2 separate regions of the Homo sapiens genome follow, and region 1 is linked to region 2. Evidence: chromatin loops called from intact Hi-C (ENCODE). Cell type or tissue: mammary epithelial cell. All regions are shown on one strand. Links, peaks and the distances in the headings refer to the core of each region. The heading gives the core; the rest is flanking DNA.

Evidence for each region. Hi-C counts contacts between places; a loop is a spot of excess contacts. Peaks named below come from ENCODE experiments on the same cell type or tissue, not always from the same donor. Only the 100,000 strongest peaks of a DNase experiment are listed, where the experiment ranks them.
Region 1: a loop joins it to region 2, with 10 times the contacts of the local background. A loop is called at or near these places in 2 of 110 quality-filtered maps.

What each region holds. Positions count from the first base shown.
Region 1 is chr4:152,101,272-152,111,798 of GRCh38, reverse strand. LINC02273 (long intergenic non-protein coding RNA 2273) reads right to left here. Exons shown (of 3, transcript NR_121628.1): 2 at 10,219-10,315; 3 at 7,079-8,172. Among named protein-coding and RNA genes, the nearest start is that of LINC02273, 5.8 kb to the right of the region's middle. RefSeq lists enhancers at 4,587-5,786, 8,894-10,093, 10,388-10,527. In mammary epithelial cell, for the core only: no CTCF peak of the experiment used is centred there; a DNase peak (open chromatin) is centred at 5,518; H3K27ac peaks cover 1,447 bases.
Region 2 is chr4:152,323,254-152,331,691 of GRCh38, reverse strand. It overlaps FBXW7 (F-box and WD repeat domain containing 7), which reads left to right. Exons shown (of 14, transcript NM_001349798.2): 9 at 824-960; 10 at 1,907-2,020; 11 at 3,303-3,484; 12 at 5,461-5,686; 13 at 7,298-7,508. Among named protein-coding and RNA genes, the nearest start is that of FBXW7-AS1, 10 kb to the left of the region's middle. In mammary epithelial cell, for the core only: no CTCF peak of the experiment used is centred there; DNase peaks (open chromatin) are centred at 2,891 and 5,621; H3K27ac peaks cover 2,591 bases.

The DNA.
Region 1 (10,527 bases), core at 3,208-8,207, 220 kb after region 2:
TATTTATATATATATTTATTTATATATATATTTATATATATTTATATATATATTTATTTATATATATATTTATATATATTTATATATATTTATATATATATTTATTTATATATATATTTATATATTATATATATTTATATATATTTATATATATTTATATATATATTTATTTATATATATATTTATATATTATATATATATTTATATATATATTTATTTATATATATTTATATATATATTTATTTATATGTATATATATATATATAGAGAGAGAGAGAGGTCAAATTGGGTTAGAAAACAGTACAATCCCAGCTCTATAATAAATAAATATATTTAGAAAGAAAAAATATATATATGCATCTATCTACACATAGGAGAAAAAAGAAAAGACTGGAAGGAAATAGACTGAATGATTAGCTGTCATTGCCTCTGGGCTGTGAGATTGTAGGTGATTTTTCTTGTCTACTTTATACAATTCTGTGATTTCCACATCCTTGAAAATTATTATGTATCACCTTTAAAGTGAAAAAAAATTAAATAAATGTATACTTTACAACAAAACTGAAATAAAATAGAAGAGTTAGCTACACAGTAACAGTATCCTGGCATACCAGTCACCCACAAGTAGCACTGCAATTAATCAATTTTAAGTAAATTGATTATTTGGCAAATTTCATGTAATTACATAATTTAGAAGGAAATATAAACATCTTAGGAGGAATTGTAACCAGGCCTTGACTCTTACCAGCCACATCTTATCTAATGCTTCTTAAGCCTCAGTGGTGCTTAATATAACCGCTTGCTGGGCCTGGAATCCTTCACAAGCTGCACTTGTCCCAGCTCTGGCTTTGACTCTGAGTCCAGTTGTGCTCAGGGTGGGGTGGGGACAGGGGACAGGGGAACCTAGGATCAAGCTGACAGATTAAGCCAATGCTTTGGCACCCTCCAAAGTGTATCCTTAAATATGGTTCCACACTCATTTAGTGGGGATAGAGGAAAATCTGGTTTTCCATTAGTAGAAGTCATGTGCCTCTCTGCTGAAAGTAAGGGATTTATTACAAACATCAAACACGGCATAACGTTTTGGCTTACTTGAAACGGTCTTTCCTTCACAGTTTTTCTAACACTCCTAAATGGAAAGAGTTGGCTACTTACCCACTCAGGACAGAGGTAATGCATATATCGATATGGTTACAAACACTTGTTCAAAATGTTCAAAAGTTGGTTTTATGTTTGCTTTGCTTTTCTTGGGGTGCGGTGGGGTGGAGTGGGACTTTCACGTGGGCAAAACTTTTCTGTAATGTTTGATGTTGTTCAGATGTCTTTTGTATTTTCTAAGTCAGATGATTTCTTTTGAGGTGTACTAAGGGGGTTACATTTTTAAGAGAGAAAATTAATTACTTGAACATAATAAATGCTCATTATGCAGGACTTCCTTTCAGAGTTTCAGCTCTCAGAGGCTGCACGTTAAGGAAATGTTCAGGTGGCTGTCTCAGGTAGGGGTGCAGCCTCCAGTGGCATTAGGCAACTTGCTTGAGCTCATCACAAAGATGGTAATGAGTAGCTAACCATTATAAAGTTCCTGCTACATGCCCGTCTGGGGTCTAAGTGTTTCCTTTATGCCCATTTAGTGTTCAAAACTGGCACTCTTATAATTTTTATTTTATAGCCAAGGGAACAGAGCACTAGGAGGTGAAAGAAGTTGTCTAAGGTCACACATCCAGTGAGTAGTGGAACCTGGATTTGAACGCAGGCAGGTTGGCACCAAATCAGGCTCTAAGGCCACCAGAACTTTCTGTATCCATCAGGAGTGTGTTTTATGTTTTGCTTGAGGATGGAGTGTACTTTGGCTGGAGTTTCCACTTCACCAATTATATCAAGAGTCTTGTGTGGAAAGCGGGGTTAACTGGCACCATCTTTCTGATTTATTCTCATGATCTTTCAGCTCCCCTCATAGATGAGTAACTGGGACAGCTGCCCAGCTCTTCTGCCTCTAAATCCAGCTCTGCTGGCCATCCAAATGTCCCCAGTCACGGCCTGTCAGAGAGGAAACATCAGACAGGATCTCTCAGTAACGGAGCCAAGAAAAGCTGCATCCTGCTGTTCCATGGGCTTTGAGTTCCTGCACACACTCTGCCTCCTGATTCGGGAAAGAGAAAACCACATTTGAATCTTCAGGCATCCTTTGTAAATAACAGTTTCCTCCCAATCAGGAAGAGATTACTGCAGTAACCAAAGCCCCTCGCACTCCCTCCCGACTCCAGAGGTGAAGGTGTTCACTAATTACCTTCACCTGCAAAGACCATGTCTCTCTAAGCAGTGTGCCCTCAGCAGGACTTTTTAAAAACCTGCTGCAGGTTAAAAAGCAGACCTGCTCTTAATTTATTAAAAGACTTGGCATTTTTTCTCCCCACTGAGCATTTTAAAATGCAATTAGACCAAATGGAATAATAATCAGGCAAAAGTACTCAGGCGTTTTCACACTGGGGACCACCCTTTCTCTCATGCTCTTTTCCATTTCTGGGCTTTATGTTGGGACAATATACCCATGGAGCATGGGGATGGCTCTAGGGATACGTTCATGGCATCCCTCCCTCACCCCATCCCCATGTTCCTGCAGCCCCGGGCTGTCTGGAATCAACCTCTGGATCTCCACCCCACCCTTTCTGGATGCCAGGGGCTCCTCATCCTAACAGTTCTGCAGTGTGCATGGGTCAGTCTCCTGGTTAGAGACATGGAATCACATTTTCCTCCAGACCAAGCCTGGGACATCTGCATTTTTAAACAAGTTCCCTAGGGAATTGTGATGCCCAGAAGCATCTGAGAGCCACTCTGAACTCCAGGAAGGAGGTTCATATCTACCTTTTGCTTCCTTGTATACCGAGCCCCAATACAGTGTCTAGAACACAGAAGCACTCAATGAATATTTATTGCATGAATGAATGGAATTTCATGAGACCTATTAGGGTTTTTTTTATTGAAGACAAAAAGGAAGTACAATTCCACCTCATTCATCAAGGTTAGGTATAAGGAAATGGAAGGTAAGGATATGTCAGGAACCTCCTAGTTTTAATTAACACATTCAAGTATATATACAGTGTGCAGGAATTTCGTGGTGTACGTAACATACACCATGGGAGTACCCACATGTTCTATGAATAGAAAGCTCATACCCATTATTACCTTATAAACACTGGCATGAGCAGAATAGAAAAACAAATGGCAAACTTAGCTGGAAAAGGGCAAGATGCTGCCTGCAATGCTGGTATCTATGCCATAAACTAAAGAGGTGAAGGTGTGTGGTTCCGTGATATTTATTTAAACATCTTTGCGTTGTATAACCTGATACATTCCATCTCATCTCCCCTCCCATCTCATCTCCGCCCCTCATCTCATCTTCCCACCCATCTCCAGTCTGGGTCAGGTGCCCCTTCATGTGCCCAAAGAGCAGTTGCTGTGCACAGCTGCACATGTTGTCTTATTAAAATATGCCAAGTGTGCCCGTTTGTGCTGGGAGGGCCTGGGGTACAGGGTCTGCGCTTCATTTGCCTTTATGTCTCCAGGGCCTCACTTGGGGCCCACTCACACCTAATGGGCTCTCCATGAATCTTTGTCGAGTCCATCCATCCATCAGGCAATGTGGATTTCAGTAATTAAAACTATTTTCACTGGACTGGGATTCGTTGACAGGAGAACAGCAAGTTCAGAGAGCATTGTGAGCCTCAGAAGGGAAGCTATTCTTGCTTTACCAGCTTCTAACTGTCCTATTCCCTTACCCAGCCCAGCCCTCCTCCTATGATTTAATGGGCAACTAATCAAATGAAGCCTTGTTCTCTAAAAAGAAACCAGCCAGTCTGAAAAGGCTTGCAGTGAATTCCTTATCCAATCAGGGCACTTCACGCTGAGAGGAAGAAACCAGATTTGGGTATTGGCCAGACTAAATTTCCATTCAAATTCTCCATCTCCTCCTTTCCCTCCTTCCTTACTTCATACCTTCCTGCTCTCCTTCCAGACCTCCCTTCTTCCATCTCCCTGCCCCTTCCTTTTGTCCAGATTACTGCCCTTTACACAGGCACTGCATCTGAAGCACGGTAACATTCTCTGTCATGTGTAACAGGCACCACATCAATTGCTCCAAGTTCAGCCTTTGAAAAATTAAAAGGGTAATTGTCACCCAGGCAGTTTGTTTGCATTTCACACCTCCTGGCATTTCCCTGGCCCACCACTGTTTTCCTTGGGAGGCCCACCAATTTACTCTTCCTGGTCTATGAGAAAAGTCTTGGACATTTGGGCATGCACATCAGACTCTCCTCCAGCTACATAAACATTGAGATGTCCATGCAATCCTTATTTGGCCGCAAACAAGGCCAGCTTCCCACTGGACTCCTCCAGGCCCTGCTCATGCATACCTGTAGCTCCATGTCCCTGCTAGGGTGTGTATCCTCAACGTCTCTAAGCCAGGGTCTTGGCACTCAGTTGGCTGACAGTTTTAATATGCCTGGGAGAAGAGAGACCATGGGTTTGACCTTCTGGCTTTATATTTCCAAGGAGGAGAAATTGGCTGGACTCTCTTTTGTGGTGAGTATTCATTTATTCATCACTTGACAAACACTCACTGACCACCACCATGTGTGTGCAGGGCAGAGGCAGGGTGCGGGCTCTGTTGGCATGTTGCCCAGCTTCATGCCCAGGAACAAAGTCCATGCACATTTGGTCATCCCATGCAATGGGCAGATGCAGCTCTCACCAGAAAGGCCACAAACTTGAATATCTAATCACACGAACATTTGAGGCCAGAGCATGGTTCAGACACTCTCTTACAGTGACCTTGTAGTCCCACGGAGTCAGCTTTGGATGGGTGCCCGGGATCCTCCTTTCCTTCTGGCGTTTTTCTCTCTTATTTTTTCCTGGTCGTCTGCTCAACCCCAGGCTGGATCCCCATATGGTCAAAGCCATGAAGGCTGCTCTCTGGTGGATCCTCAGAGCAGGAGAACCTTATCATTCCCCACAGTAGGAGGCAGAGGTCTTTCCTCCAAAGGGTGCATCATGAGACACACCTTACCTCTTGCTGGGAGTTTACCTTGCACTGTACCATAACTTTGGTGCCTCGATGTGCCTGAGGGCCTCCCTCCTCTACTAGAGATGAGGGAGAGAATGGACATGGAGGATGGATGGGGAGATCAGGGGAGGGCTGCCAGGCAAAATATAGGAATGTTTTATCCCATGCAGTATTTGAGACATAGACTGAAACATTGTTCGTCATTCATCTGAAATTCAGATGAAACTGGGTATCCTGTGTATTTTTATTTGCTAAATCTGGCAACCCTGCTAGGAAACACATCGTCACTTTAGGAAGATCACTCCTTACTTCCTGCCACCACTAAAAACGCTGATTCAGCTGGCTGGGGCTGAGTCAGCACTGTTTAAAAGAGGAAACACTCCTTTGAAAAATGTCTTTTATTTGGAACTTCCATTTGATTGAGTCATTGTTATCCAGGCAAACCCTTGGCAGAAGGAATGACTCAGCCTCCCGTTTCTCCACCCATTCCCGTGGCCTCAGAAAAATTCCTATTTTATGATGAGATGGGACCACTTTTCCTTTCCCCTGTGGATTAGAGCTTTCTGTGTATATTTTCCAACACAGACCAACATAACAAAGTACATCAAAGTAGATTGTTTAAACAACAGAAGTTTATGGTTTCCCAGTTCTGGAAGTGAGAAGTCTGAGGTCAAGGCATGGGCAGAGTTGGTGCCTTCCAAGGCCTGTGAGGGGACATCTTTTTCAGGCCTTCCCTCAGTGTCAGGAGGTTCACTGGCAATTTTTGGTGTCCCTTAACTTACAGAAGCATCTTCACACAGTGCTCTCCCTGTATGTGTCTCTGTGTTCAAGTTCTCCTTCCTTTTTTTTTTTTTTTTTGAGACAGAGTTTCACTCAGTTGCCCAGGCTGGAGTGCAGTGGCATGATCTTGGCTCACTGCAGCCTCCACCTCCTGGGTTCAAGCCATTCCCCCACTTCAGCCTCCTGAGTAGCGGGGATTACAGGTACCCACCACCATGCCCAGCTAATTTGTATTTTTAGTAGAGATGGGGTTTCACCATGTTGCCCAGGCTGGTCTCGAACTCCTGGCCTCAAGTGACCATCCCGCCTTGGCCTCCCAAAGTGCTGGGATTATAGGCGTGAGCCACCGCACTCAGCCCAAGTTCTCCTTCTTATAAGGACACCAGTCACATTCGATTAGGGCCCACCCTAAGGACCTTATTTTAACGTGATTACCTCTATTAAGATCCTATCTCTAAATAAGGTCATATTCTGAGGTACGGGGGGTTAGAACTCCAACATAGCTTTCTTTCTGGGGGTGGGGGGTTGAGGGATACAGTTCAACCCCTAATACAGGTGCCTCAATGTCATACACATTTATATTTGCTGGGAAGATAAGGAGACATTGGAGTCAGTGGTTTGGTTTCTTTTGCTGGCTTCGGGTTGATAATGATTTAAGGTTTTGGAGTAATGGAAGATAAACTGCTTGTCACTGCCTACTCTGTGTTGCAGAAGATTGCATTTCCGTGTGAGGCCGGCCCCAGCCTGGCTCTGCAGAGGGCTTTTCCATTACCTTAAGAGCTGGTGGTGATAGCCCCCATTAATATTCAGCCCTTTGGCCTCCACCCTCTTGCATTCTCTCAGTCCTAAGCACTTCCCTCTGACCCTCCAAGAGGTAACATCAGGGTTATTGTCCCCAAGAGACCTCTGCAATTACTTGCAGGGGGAACCCGGTGAGGCTTTGCTGAGAGTGTATGCCAGGAGGGGTGTGGGTGGAGAAAGGGAGCTTGGCGTGCAGATCTTCGCCCTCCCCCGTCCAACCCAATATTAGAATCAAGGGGAACCGCGATGTCTGTCTTTGCCTCTGCTTGCTTCCCTCCTCCATGCGGATGCTGGGAGAACAAGATTAAATTCCTTGTCAGCTTGGGCTCTAAATTCTCATTTGTTTATTAAGAAGATTCTGCTTTCTCCAAGGAGCCGTCTATCCTGCTCTCCTGGGCGCTGTCCATTACTAAAGAAATGAAAGGGGACAAAGGTCCATTTTTTGGTCATGGGTTTTTTATTTGTTTTTGGCATTTTTGTTTGTTTTTTGTTTTCTTGGGTGTGTGTGTGTGTGTGTGTGTTTTCAGATGTCTGTATCACCAGGGAGAATGTTTTCTGAAGCCTGTCCAGGAAATTTGGTTCTAAGAACAGCCTGCTAATTTGAGCATCTTCAGGGATAACTCGTGCGATGAGGCTGGCATGCTGTCCACAGACAGTGGCACCATGGCGGTGGGAAGTGCGGCCTGCATTCGTCTGCCAGGGCTGCCGTGACAAAGGACCACAGGCTGGGCCGCTTACCCAACAGAAATGTATTTTCTCACAGTTCTGGAGGCTAGAAGCCCAAGATCAAGGTGTCCGCAGATTGATTTGTTCTGAGTCTCTCTCCTGGGCTTGTGGATGGCCAAGCTTCTTTGTCCGTCCTCACATGGACTTCCCACTGCACACTAATGTGTGTCCCAATTTCCTCTTATAAGGACACCAGTTGTATTGGATGAGGATCCCCTCAGTAAACTATTTAACCTGTATTAGCTCAAGAAAGACCGTGTGTCCAAATACTGTCCCATTCTGAGGTCTCAGGGGTTAGGAATGAACCTGGAGAGAGGCACAATTCAGCTCATAGCTGTGCCCCTGTAGGGGACTCAGTAGGAACTCAAATCTCAGGCTGGACCTTGCCCTGGGTAAGTGACCTTGGGGAAGGGGAATGGTATCAGTTGGGGTTTTTTGTTGTCGGCAACAGAAAACCATCCAGGCTCACTGGAGCAATGAGAGAATTGAATGAGATGATCTGGAGAGACAGTGATGCCATGGAAGGCTGGAGGACAGGCAGTAACCCTGGCACCTTGGAGAGGGGGAGTAGAAGCCGCAGGAACTGCCCTTTGGTGGAAACACAGTCAGCGCTTGGTGGCTGAAGTGAGTGAACTCAAGAGTCCTAGAGGACAGCTGTCCTGCCGGGTTCCCTGCTGTGCTGGGGCAGGAGGAGGAGGAGGGGTCCAGACTCTTGGCCTCAGTGATGGGAGTCAGGGTACAGGGTTCACATCCTCCCAGGACCACCCAGAGTCCAGGGGGGTGAGCCCTCGAGAGAAAATCAGCAGCTGTCAAAAGAGGAAATGAATGTTGGGAGGCTGAAACAATGACAGATATCTATCGCATAACATTTCCTTGCTTGAAAAAGAGGGGCTGCATTGGACGACCTCTATGCTCCGTCTTCATTAAACATTTACTAAAGCTCTCCTGTCACTGCTTTCTTGAGTTCTGTGCCTTTCTTTGTCTGGGGGTGTTGAGATGCTTTGCTAGGGATGTTTTATTGCCTGCGGTGTCTCCCTTGGCCTTTGGTGTTCCCTGGAGTTCTCCTCAGTGAGGCAAGGGACTCTGTTTGCTCAGGAAGGTCACCAGGCTTAGAGTGCTATAAAAAACCAGGGAACAGCTTCCTGGTATAGATCAGTTTATTAATGTCTTCTTTGTGATCTGTACCAGTTGTAAATATTATATTCATTATAAATAATAATTCAACCTGCCATTCCTTCTCTGGTTCTCAGTCACCTTGTCTATAAAACAAGAGGGTTGAATTAAATGATTATTAAGGTCTCTTTCCTCACTGGCCCTATTGGATTCCATGAAAATTAAACTCCTCTGGGTAGACAGTCTATGGGGCTTGACTGTGAGGCATCCCCCAAGAACTTGGAAATGGGAAATACAATTTCCATCTGAGAGAAAAATTATAAAACCAGCCAGCACCAGATCAAAGAAGATCTATTTAAAGTCTCCTTATATGGACAGGATGAATTTCAGACCAGAGCAGCCTGGACTGACAGCAGGAACATTCTGAGGGACAGAAGGGCCTGTCAGAATGGATGCAGCGTCACAGACACAGAGAGAAATGAGACCGAGGAGGATCGTCGGGATGATTCAAGCTCTGACTGAGACAAGGCTGGGGTGATGGGTGTCCGCACATTAGTAGGCTCTGGGCCTCTCCTGGCTGCATCTCTGTTATGGAGAAGGTGAGGGGCATCCAGCTATCATGACTGGGTGCCCTAAAGCAGGGATGAAAGTCAACATCTTTAACAATCCATACAGCACAGGCACCACCCAAACAGCAAGATCTTCAGCTACAGCTGGAGCAGGGACCTAGGGTCCCCATTCTACCTGCATTTACCTTCTAGTGGCTGGGAGCTCTGTGAGGTCCCTGATATGAGAAGGGCAGTGAGTAGGAGCAGACAGGAGGCTCCAGGAGCAGGCTCCTTACCAATTAGCTCAGGATTTTAGTATGTTGATAACTTAACATGTTTGAGCTATTCGGTTCAACCCCTTTGTCTAATTCTAACTCACTGGGAAATCCCTGGATTGGAATGCAGTTTCCCATATGCTTTGATCTACAGGGAACGAACAGGCATGACTGGCTTACATAATTGTGAGATGACTATATTTTTCAAGGTAAACAGTTTCTGCTTTATCAGTCTCTTAGGAGCCTGGTTACATTGATCAATGTGAATTCACCCCTATGAGAGAAATCCACTCTTAGCTTGCTGACAAAGTCAATTGCCTCAATTACAAAAAAAAAAAAAAAAAAAAGATTCCCGAACTTGCCCCATAGAAGCAAGACAGCCAAGCTTAGAAGCAGCCAGCCCAGCCCTTTTTCAAACTTAGAATCAGTGATCCAAGGGTCCTTTCAGTATTTTTCCACAGGATCTCTGGCTGAATTTCCACAGCATGTGAAAATTCAACTATACACAAGACAGCATGATGCAGCGATTTTCTTTTTTTCTTCTCTCTCTCTCTCTTTTTTTTTTTTTTGCACATTTTATTTTAGTAGCACAACTCTTATTTTCAAATGATCTTACGAAGGACCTCAAGCTGCAGATATTCATGTCTTCACATCAGGCGTCTCTACTTGGGTGTCTGACAGGCACTTAAAATATAAGATGTCCAAAGAGCATTCTGGATGCCCTGCCCCCGCTGCACATGCTCCTCCCTAATGTGCCCTCATCTCTCAGGCCTAACACCTAAAATCATTCTATTCTCAGGTCATCTCTTAGCCTCAAACTCCTGCTTCCAGCTACAAAACATATGTAGAATCCCATCCCTTCCAAGCTAGGGCCCACATAGCTGAAACCTTGTTTTCAGCCAGTATCCCCTCTTACCTGGATGACTGCAACGAACTTATAATAGGTCTTCCCACTTTTATTACTGCTTCCTATACTTCCCTGGATCGGAATGCAGTTTCCCATATGCTTCTACCTACAGGGAAAGAACAGGTATGGCTGGCTTACATAATTGTCAGATGGAGCAACATTTGCTTCACTTAAAATTGTTTTTAGAAGTCTAGACTTTAGAATCTCTACTTGTTAATGACAATATAACAATGACCAATTACTACCATTTTAAACGTATTATTTCTCTATTTAGTGAAATAATACGTTTAAAATGTAGATCAGATGGTGACTTTCACC
Region 2 (8,438 bases), core at 2,727-7,726:
GCATTAAGTACATTCACATTGTTTTGCAACTACCATCTGTGTTCAGATTCACTACCATCTGTGTTCAGAACTTCATCATCTTCACATGAAACTCCATGCCCCCTGTTCTAACTCCCCATTATTCCTCTCCACAGCCTCTGGCAACCACCCTTTTACTTTCTGTCTCTATGAGTTTGACTACTCTAGGTACCTCATATAAGTGAAATCATACAATATTTTTCCTTTTGTAATCAGCTTATTTCACTTAGCATAATGTCTTCAAGGTTCATCCATGTCATAGCATGTGTCAGAATTTCCTTTATTCCATTGTGTATATGTATCTAATGCTACATTTTGTTTATCCATCTTTCGATGGACCCTTGGATTGCTTGCACGTTTTAGTTACTGTGAATAATCCTGCTATGAGCATGGGTGTACAGATGACTGTTTGAGACTCTGCTTTTAATTGTTTTGGTTATGTATCCAGAAGTGGAATTGCTAGATCATATGTTAATTCTGTGTTTGTTTTGGGGAACCACCAGACTATTTTCCACAGCAGCTGCACCATTTGCACAAGCATTCCAATTTCCTCACATCTTCACCAACATATTTTAGAATCATTTTGAGAAATGAAATAGTGAATACAAAAATATGCCATATAGAATGTAAACTTTACATTATTGCTACATACTGTGATAACAGTATTGGAAATTTGACAATGTCTTGCATTTCAGTGGTTTTGAGCAGAGAGATGGAATACTCTTTATAAAGATGGAATACTTTATAAAATGTATAACTGTTATTATTGGTGAAGGCAATTTACTCTTGAACTGTAACACTTTAGGGATTGATGAACCATTGCACATCAAGAGAAGAAAAGTAATAAAACCAGGTTTCATACACAGTCCATGGAAAAGTGCATACATCAGACAGCACAGAATTGATACTAACTGGAGGCGAGGAGAACTCAAATCTCCTAAGGTAACTGAACTCTGCACAATGTAACAGAAACCGTTAATCAGTGTTAGTACCTAGTGTACTATTTCACTTGGCAAACTGTATAATATGACACTCCTCTTCTGTAGAAAGAAAACCGTATATTTTAAAATAACTGAAAGTATTAACTGACAATATTCTTTTATTGCTAATTTCTCTAATCTGACAACTAATTGTGCTTGAATAAAAGATAAGTTAAATTGAGTATCTTTTTATCTTACGTAAATGAAAATCTCTCAATATCCTATTGAATTTTACTGTGTCATACACATTCTACCTAAGAATTTGCTGCCTCCTCTGATCACATACTCCAAACATGATTTTTTGAGGAGTGTCTGTGTTTTGGATTTGGTGACTTTTGTGTGTCTTATTTTTACAAATTGAAGCATAATTCTGGTTTTCTGTCTAATAACATTTCAAATACATAAAGAATGGTAAAAACACTTGAAATTATTGGGCGTATTTTTACAACTGGAAAAAACCAATTTGGGGAGACATTGTTATACTAATATGTATATATTATGATTTTTTTTGTTTTAAGAATGCTAATAATTGTTACTCTTTGTGGTTAATAGATGCTTATTTTGTTCTTGTGTGTCAAAGTTGTAAAAATTAGAGGCATATTCTTCTGGTTTGAACAGATGGAATAGATTATTGTCAAATACATTGGTGTTTGAACCATCTTTATGAGGTCTTGATGCAGTAAAACTTTAATAGTTGATGTTTTGAGTATAAATAATAGACTATGGAAACAATAAAATGTTTAATTCTGGATTCGTCAGCCAGGAAAAATAATGCTTTATATAAATTTAAATTCTAGAGATAGACTACAAATTACTGTTCCTGTTTATGCCTTCATTTTTCTCTTCACCAGTATTTTAAAGAACATAATTTAATTAACATATTTCTAATCTGCACATCTTTCTTATAGGTGCTGAAAGGACATGATGATCATGTGATCACATGCTTACAGTTTTGTGGTAACCGAATAGTTAGTGGTTCTGATGACAACACTTTAAAAGTTTGGTCAGCAGTCACAGGCAAAGTAAGTTTACTCTTCCTACACTTCACAAAGTCATAATTTTGTGTATATCATTGCAAGTAGCAACTGGAAAAAAGAAAACAATAATTCATTTTTGATTCTTAGTTATTTGGATAGCAAATATCAGAGCTCATAACTTAGCTTTTTTCCCCATATTTATGAAAGCCAATGGCATGAGGATAGTGATGCTTCTCATGATAGAGGTTTCATTAATTTTTTTTCATTTACATAGTTTGTCTATCTTTGTGACAGATACTTTAACATTTTCAAGGGTGCTTTATGTTTTTCTTGGCTCAATTTTTCCCCACTTTTATTTACTATCTAAGTTATACCTCATTACTTTGTAATGTTTTTCAAAAGTATGGTTGAGGGATATTTATTTTTCCTTATAAACTGCTTTGTTGATAACCTACCTGTAGTTTAGAACTTAATAAATCATGTTAATTTATACTTATCTCAAACCCTTGTGAGATGAGAGTGGACAAGGCATTTAAATGTTAAGTTTGAAGAAAAAGCCCAAGCAATCAGCTTGACTGTGTACCATATCATACCTTAATGATTCTCTAGTGAATATTTATTTTTATCTGTCCAGTAGAGAATATTTTCATGAATTAAGTAATTGCCACCTAAAAAATAACAGAAGAGAGTATGAAAACAAAAAAAAATCCATGTCTTTTAAAATGTCTTTTACCATGTTGCTTCTTGGCAAGTATCTTATAAATATTCCAAGTCAGATGTTAAAATTTTTTAAAGCAGCTTTATATTTCCATAGTGTAATATTAGTTTGGGATTTATTACAGGGCTTTAATGTCTGTCTTTACTTGTCTAGAAGTAGCTTCACTGGCTCCTAACTACTGCCCTGGGGCAGATTCAGATGAAATGTGGTATGTAGCCACACCCAATACTGTTGGCATACTTTCATTGAATCTATTCCCATGGAAGAAACCCAGTTGCAATTTCAGTATTATTTCATCAAAGAGGCCAGGCCAGAGCTATCATAACTGCTTTCATGTCGTGTTTCCTTTTTATTATATCATGTTTTATATCATATGTTTGCTTTCTACATACTACATACACAATTGCTTGTGCTTATATAAATTTATAATGCTTTTGAATAAACAAAACAATAAATAGTGATGGGATCATTTTATACGGATGTAATATTTTCTGAAGAGCCAAACAAATTAAATAAGTAACTTTACTCCAAATTTTAATGAGCTATTAAATTTTATTTAAATCACTTTTCCTTTCTACCCAAAAGTAATCATCTTAAGTGTTTTTCCAGTGTCTGAGAACATTAGTGGGACATACAGGTGGAGTATGGTCATCACAAATGAGAGACAACATCATCATTAGTGGATCTACAGATCGGACACTCAAAGTGTGGAATGCAGAGACTGGAGAATGTATACACACCTTATATGGGCATACTTCCACTGTGCGTTGTATGCATCTTCATGAAAAAAGGTAAGGGAAAATCTTGTCATGGTTGGGACTTCTTCCTCTATTATTGGTGAATTTGGGCCCTTTCTGTGTAGAGTTACTGAAATAGTGACAGTGTGCTCTTAAATTAGATTTAATTATTACACTTCAGATGTTTCTATTCTAGGAAAGCCATAGCGTTTTGTCTTAAAATTGGTGATTGTCTGTAAATTTCCTTTCTCATTTGCTAGTGTTGTCAGCTTCCTGTTTGAAACTCTCTACTCTCTAATCTCTAATCCTTTTTGTTGTTCTGTATCTTTGATGACTCATCATATTCAAGCAGAAATCATGTTTTCTCTCTCTTTTTTTGATATTCTTATTTCCGCAAGTGGGACAAATTCAGGCTTCAAGCGTCTGAGCCTTTTTAAATTACCTACCCACCTTACACCCACCCTATCTCTAAGTCTAGGCAAAAGCTGAGGCCTGTGGGTAATTTGTTCTCTCATTCTGAACTATTGTCACAGCTTTCTAACTTGGTTATCTTATGTTTTATACAGCTGACATATAGTCCTTTTATAATTATGATAGTGTCACTGCCCAGTTCTTAAGTCTTTTTGAGCCTACTGTTGACTAACGAATTAAGGAAGAAATCCTCGATCCAGTTTTCAAAATGGTTTCTGCCAAACTGGACTTTTTGACTTTCTCTTCTCAGTGCCTTTGCTGTTGCTTTTATCTCCTCCTGTAAAGCCCTCCTATTAAAATCCTATCTTTCTATTATCGTCATCATACCCCTGTTAAACAAGTGTGATTTCTACCTCATTTGTCAAAAAAGGTCTCTCTGAAAGGTCCTTACAGTGAATCCATGGCAGTCTTTACCTTTAATTCTGTCTATCGCATCTTCTTTATTAAGAACAATTACATTAAGCAGATTTCACACCAGATTTGTAATATGTGAAAAGGAGTACCTTTTCAATTGTCATTTACCTCTACTTTGAACAGTGTGCTATACTGTTAAAATTTGGGGGATGAGTATCAAGAGACCTTGTATTCCAGTTTCCATTATGTTCTCTCAACATTAGGTTCTCAATTAAAGGGTTCTCTCAACCCTTTAATTATCTACTTTTTTAAAATATGGAAACTGTGGTATTTCTTTATCTCTTCAGAATGACATAAGGATACCTGAGTTTTCAGCTTTGTTTTGTAATCCAAAAGTGATTACAGTATTTGTATATTGCTCTGGTTTTCAGAAGAGTATAGCGCTGATGTTGAACCAAATGTTTAAGGGATAGCCATTGTTTTTAAAGATGTACATATCTTTTAAAATCTTTATCTCTTAATATTTTTATAGCCTATTGCATATTTATAAATCTAATCATTAAAAGCATAAGCAGCCTGTGTTTGAGGACATGTCTAAAACTGGTTAATTTTTACTGGAATGTATAGTGTAAACACAAATCTGCAGCTGTTTAAATTCCAAATTCTGACTTGTTTTGTTGTATAAACTTTATTGAATTTTTTACCTAATCACAAGGGAATATATGCATTCATAATTGAAATTTTGGAAAATGGCAAAGAACATAAAGAAAATTTAAATTCTTTAAACCACTACCACCTAGAGTTCTCCCATTAACATTTTATACATATGCCCACATTAACATTTTATTTCTAAAATCAAAATCTTATTGTATATATTTAGAGGCAGCTTCTGCTGCTTTTTAAAAAATACAGTACAGTGGTTTTCAAACTCAGTCCCACAGAACCTTAAGGTGCTGAACCTAAGGTCCCCAGGTCAGGGAACCAAGCATGCAGCATTCTAGGCTTCCCAACTTCCCATTCCCTTATTATGTTTATATACCAAGGTTTTACATAGGATTTCTTTTGAAAATGGTTGTTGCTGTGTAAAAAAAAAAAAAAAAAAGCTAAAAAACCTTGACTAAATCTACCATGTTTTCTCATATTATTAAAAATTCTAAACGTGGGTTTTTTTGTTTTGTTTTGTTTTTCTGTTTCTCCCTCTGCAGAGTTGTTAGCGGTTCTCGAGATGCCACTCTTAGGGTTTGGGATATTGAGACAGGCCAGTGTTTACATGTTTTGATGGGTCATGTTGCAGCAGTCCGCTGTGTTCAATATGATGGCAGGAGGGTTGTTAGTGGAGCATATGATTTTATGGTAAAGGTGTGGGATCCAGAGACTGAAACCTGTCTACACACGTTGCAGGGGCATACTAATAGAGTCTATTCATTACAGGTAAGATCTCTTATCTCTCCCTTAAATGCTCTCCTGATGAATCATAAGGTTGTTTTACTCAGATAATCACTGTCAAATTGCTGATCCAGTACAGTCCAAAAAAGATTAATCAGATTATTCTGCTGTTTTTATATACGTTAAAATTGGCATGAAGAAAGTGTAAATTTCAAAATTATTTAAATGCTTTCAATTTTCTGTGATCTATTTCTCCTCTAAATACAAATATTTGTTTTGCAACCTGACACTTTGGGGCTCTAAGTTTTGCTATGTTAATTAATGGTTAAATAGTCTCATAGGAGAGTAACCTGGATTTTAAGAAACTCCTTTGCAGAAGATTAATATGGCCAAAAGCTGCCCCTTTGCTTTGATAGCTGAAAGTTGATGGACCATGTAATTGTGATTCCATCCCCATTCAAAGTGGAAATAGATCCTTTCTGCATAAAGCACTCTACTGTCCCAGGCCCACTGATTTGTAGTCATAAAGAAGTAAAGTTGACTAAACCGATTTCTTTTTTTTGGTTTATATTTCAAGCCCATATCCTTGAAAACATTGCCATATTTTGAGATCATTAACTAGATGAATAGGAAGTTTAGAATATGAATCTTGTTTTATTTCCAGAAAGGCAACATTTTTAATGTAAAAATATTTCCTATAGCTTATATAGTTTATTTACCAGTTATTACCCATTAATGTTCAGCAAATTAGTACATAATCTTAGTACTGTCAATTCTGTTCTTAGGATATTTGTTTCTTTGTCAAAGGGATATTGTCCATGTCATGAAATATTGACAATATGATAAAAATGTTTGCTAAATTAGAAAAGGTGATGAATTTGGAGGAAGGGGAATTGGCTGCACCTGTTTCTGATATGTTCAGAAGCTTAATGAATATAATATTCTAATTTAAATAAACTGTTTGATTGAGAAAAGAGGTAGCCACATTATTGTTTAGAAATGATAGACTGTTATTGACTTTTGGTGTAGCTGGGAAGCTGGAGAAGAGGTAGTATGTAGTTTGCTTTTGATTTCAAAATGCCACCTCTTCTGATTCCAGATACAATTATCTTTTGGCACATTTCCTAATTAGCATTAGGTTCTTATAAATGAAATTTTATTTTACACACAGTTTTTAATGGAACTTACTTTTGAACATCACGAAAGTTATCTCTAGCCCTTTTCATGCCTTAGGTGCTGATAAGCATTCCGTTTATCATAAGCTATGTCATTAGTCTCAGCTTCCTAGTGGGAAGTAAAACTCATAGCAATTCTCTCAGTCATCCATGATATATAGCTAGGTGGGGCCAGATGATTTGAAAATTAACATATTGTTCATTTTAGGTGCTTTGTTTTCATTTTAAGTTGTTTCTGCATCTAGTTTGAAGCTGCTTGGCATAAAGATGAGCCTTTCTGATAGAAGTGTGTGAGAACATACATTGTAGAGTTGCTTGATGGCATGCACTTTATCCTCATTGCCACTTTATCTTAGTACCTCATTTTGTTCCTGGCATTACCTGTTTCCCATCCTCTTCCCCCTTTCCTACTAGGATTAAGGTCAGTAATTGATAGGAAGAGTATCCATACTTCTATTCTAATAAACTGTGTCTTTTGTAGTTTGATGGTATCCATGTGGTGAGTGGATCTCTTGATACATCAATCCGTGTTTGGGATGTGGAGACAGGGAATTGCATTCACACGTTAACAGGGCACCAGTCGTTAACAAGTGGAATGGAACTCAAAGACAATATTCTTGTCTCTGGGAATGCAGATTCTACAGTTAAAATCTGGGATATCAAAACAGGACAGTGTTTACAAACATTGCAAGGTAAGTCTTACTCACCTTTCGTTTTGTTCATTAAAAATGAGATCATTATTCAAGAGAAATATGGAGCCTTAGCATCACAAAAAGAGTCAACCTCATACAGAATGGTTACTTCAGAAAAGTTTATGAATATTTTCACCCTGACTTACAGAACTAGTCTACTCTTGAGGAAATGTTTTAAACTGTGTTTTTAATATGTAATATAAAATTGTTTAATCACTTCCTGCATGTTCAATTGACTCTACTTAACCTTTAAGAACAGTGAGAAGAAAGATCTTGGCTATATCATAGAAGCAACGTACTCATTATATTTTTTGATTGACCATTGCATTTTGAATTTGTAGTCCAATTTTAAAGGGCTACCTTATTGAAAAAAACAACAGCATCCTTGATAGAAAATTTATTTGGCCTCCACTTAGTCACGTGCTTAACTGGAATGGAGAGGAATAATAGTGCCTACTAAAGTAGAGAAAGAAACAAGTGAAAATCACTAATATTAGATGAGGTACAGCAGTGCCTCATGATTAACTTTTTCTATTTGTTATAGCCCTTAGAAAGTGTTTTTTTCAGTGGGGCCATCTGATAGGCAACATTGCAGCTTTTTACTCATTGGTTTTGTCTCTCCTCAGAGTTTTGGAATAGTGACTGTTCAGCTTTGAGTGGTTCATGGTGGTGGGGTAATAGATCTCTTAGTGCTCATTTGTCCATCAGCAGAAGGTATGAAGTTGCACTATCTACATCCTCACCAAGGAATGCTGTCGTTCACACAGCCAGAAAATAAGATGTTTGTCTGGTAGCTAACCAAGCTTCTTGGAAGACAGACCTCTTGAAAGTTAATGTTTCAGTTACAAATCACTACCAGATTTTCTTACATCCATGCTGATCCTAAAATACTGAGGACATGGGTTTCTAAATATGTATCATTTCAAATGT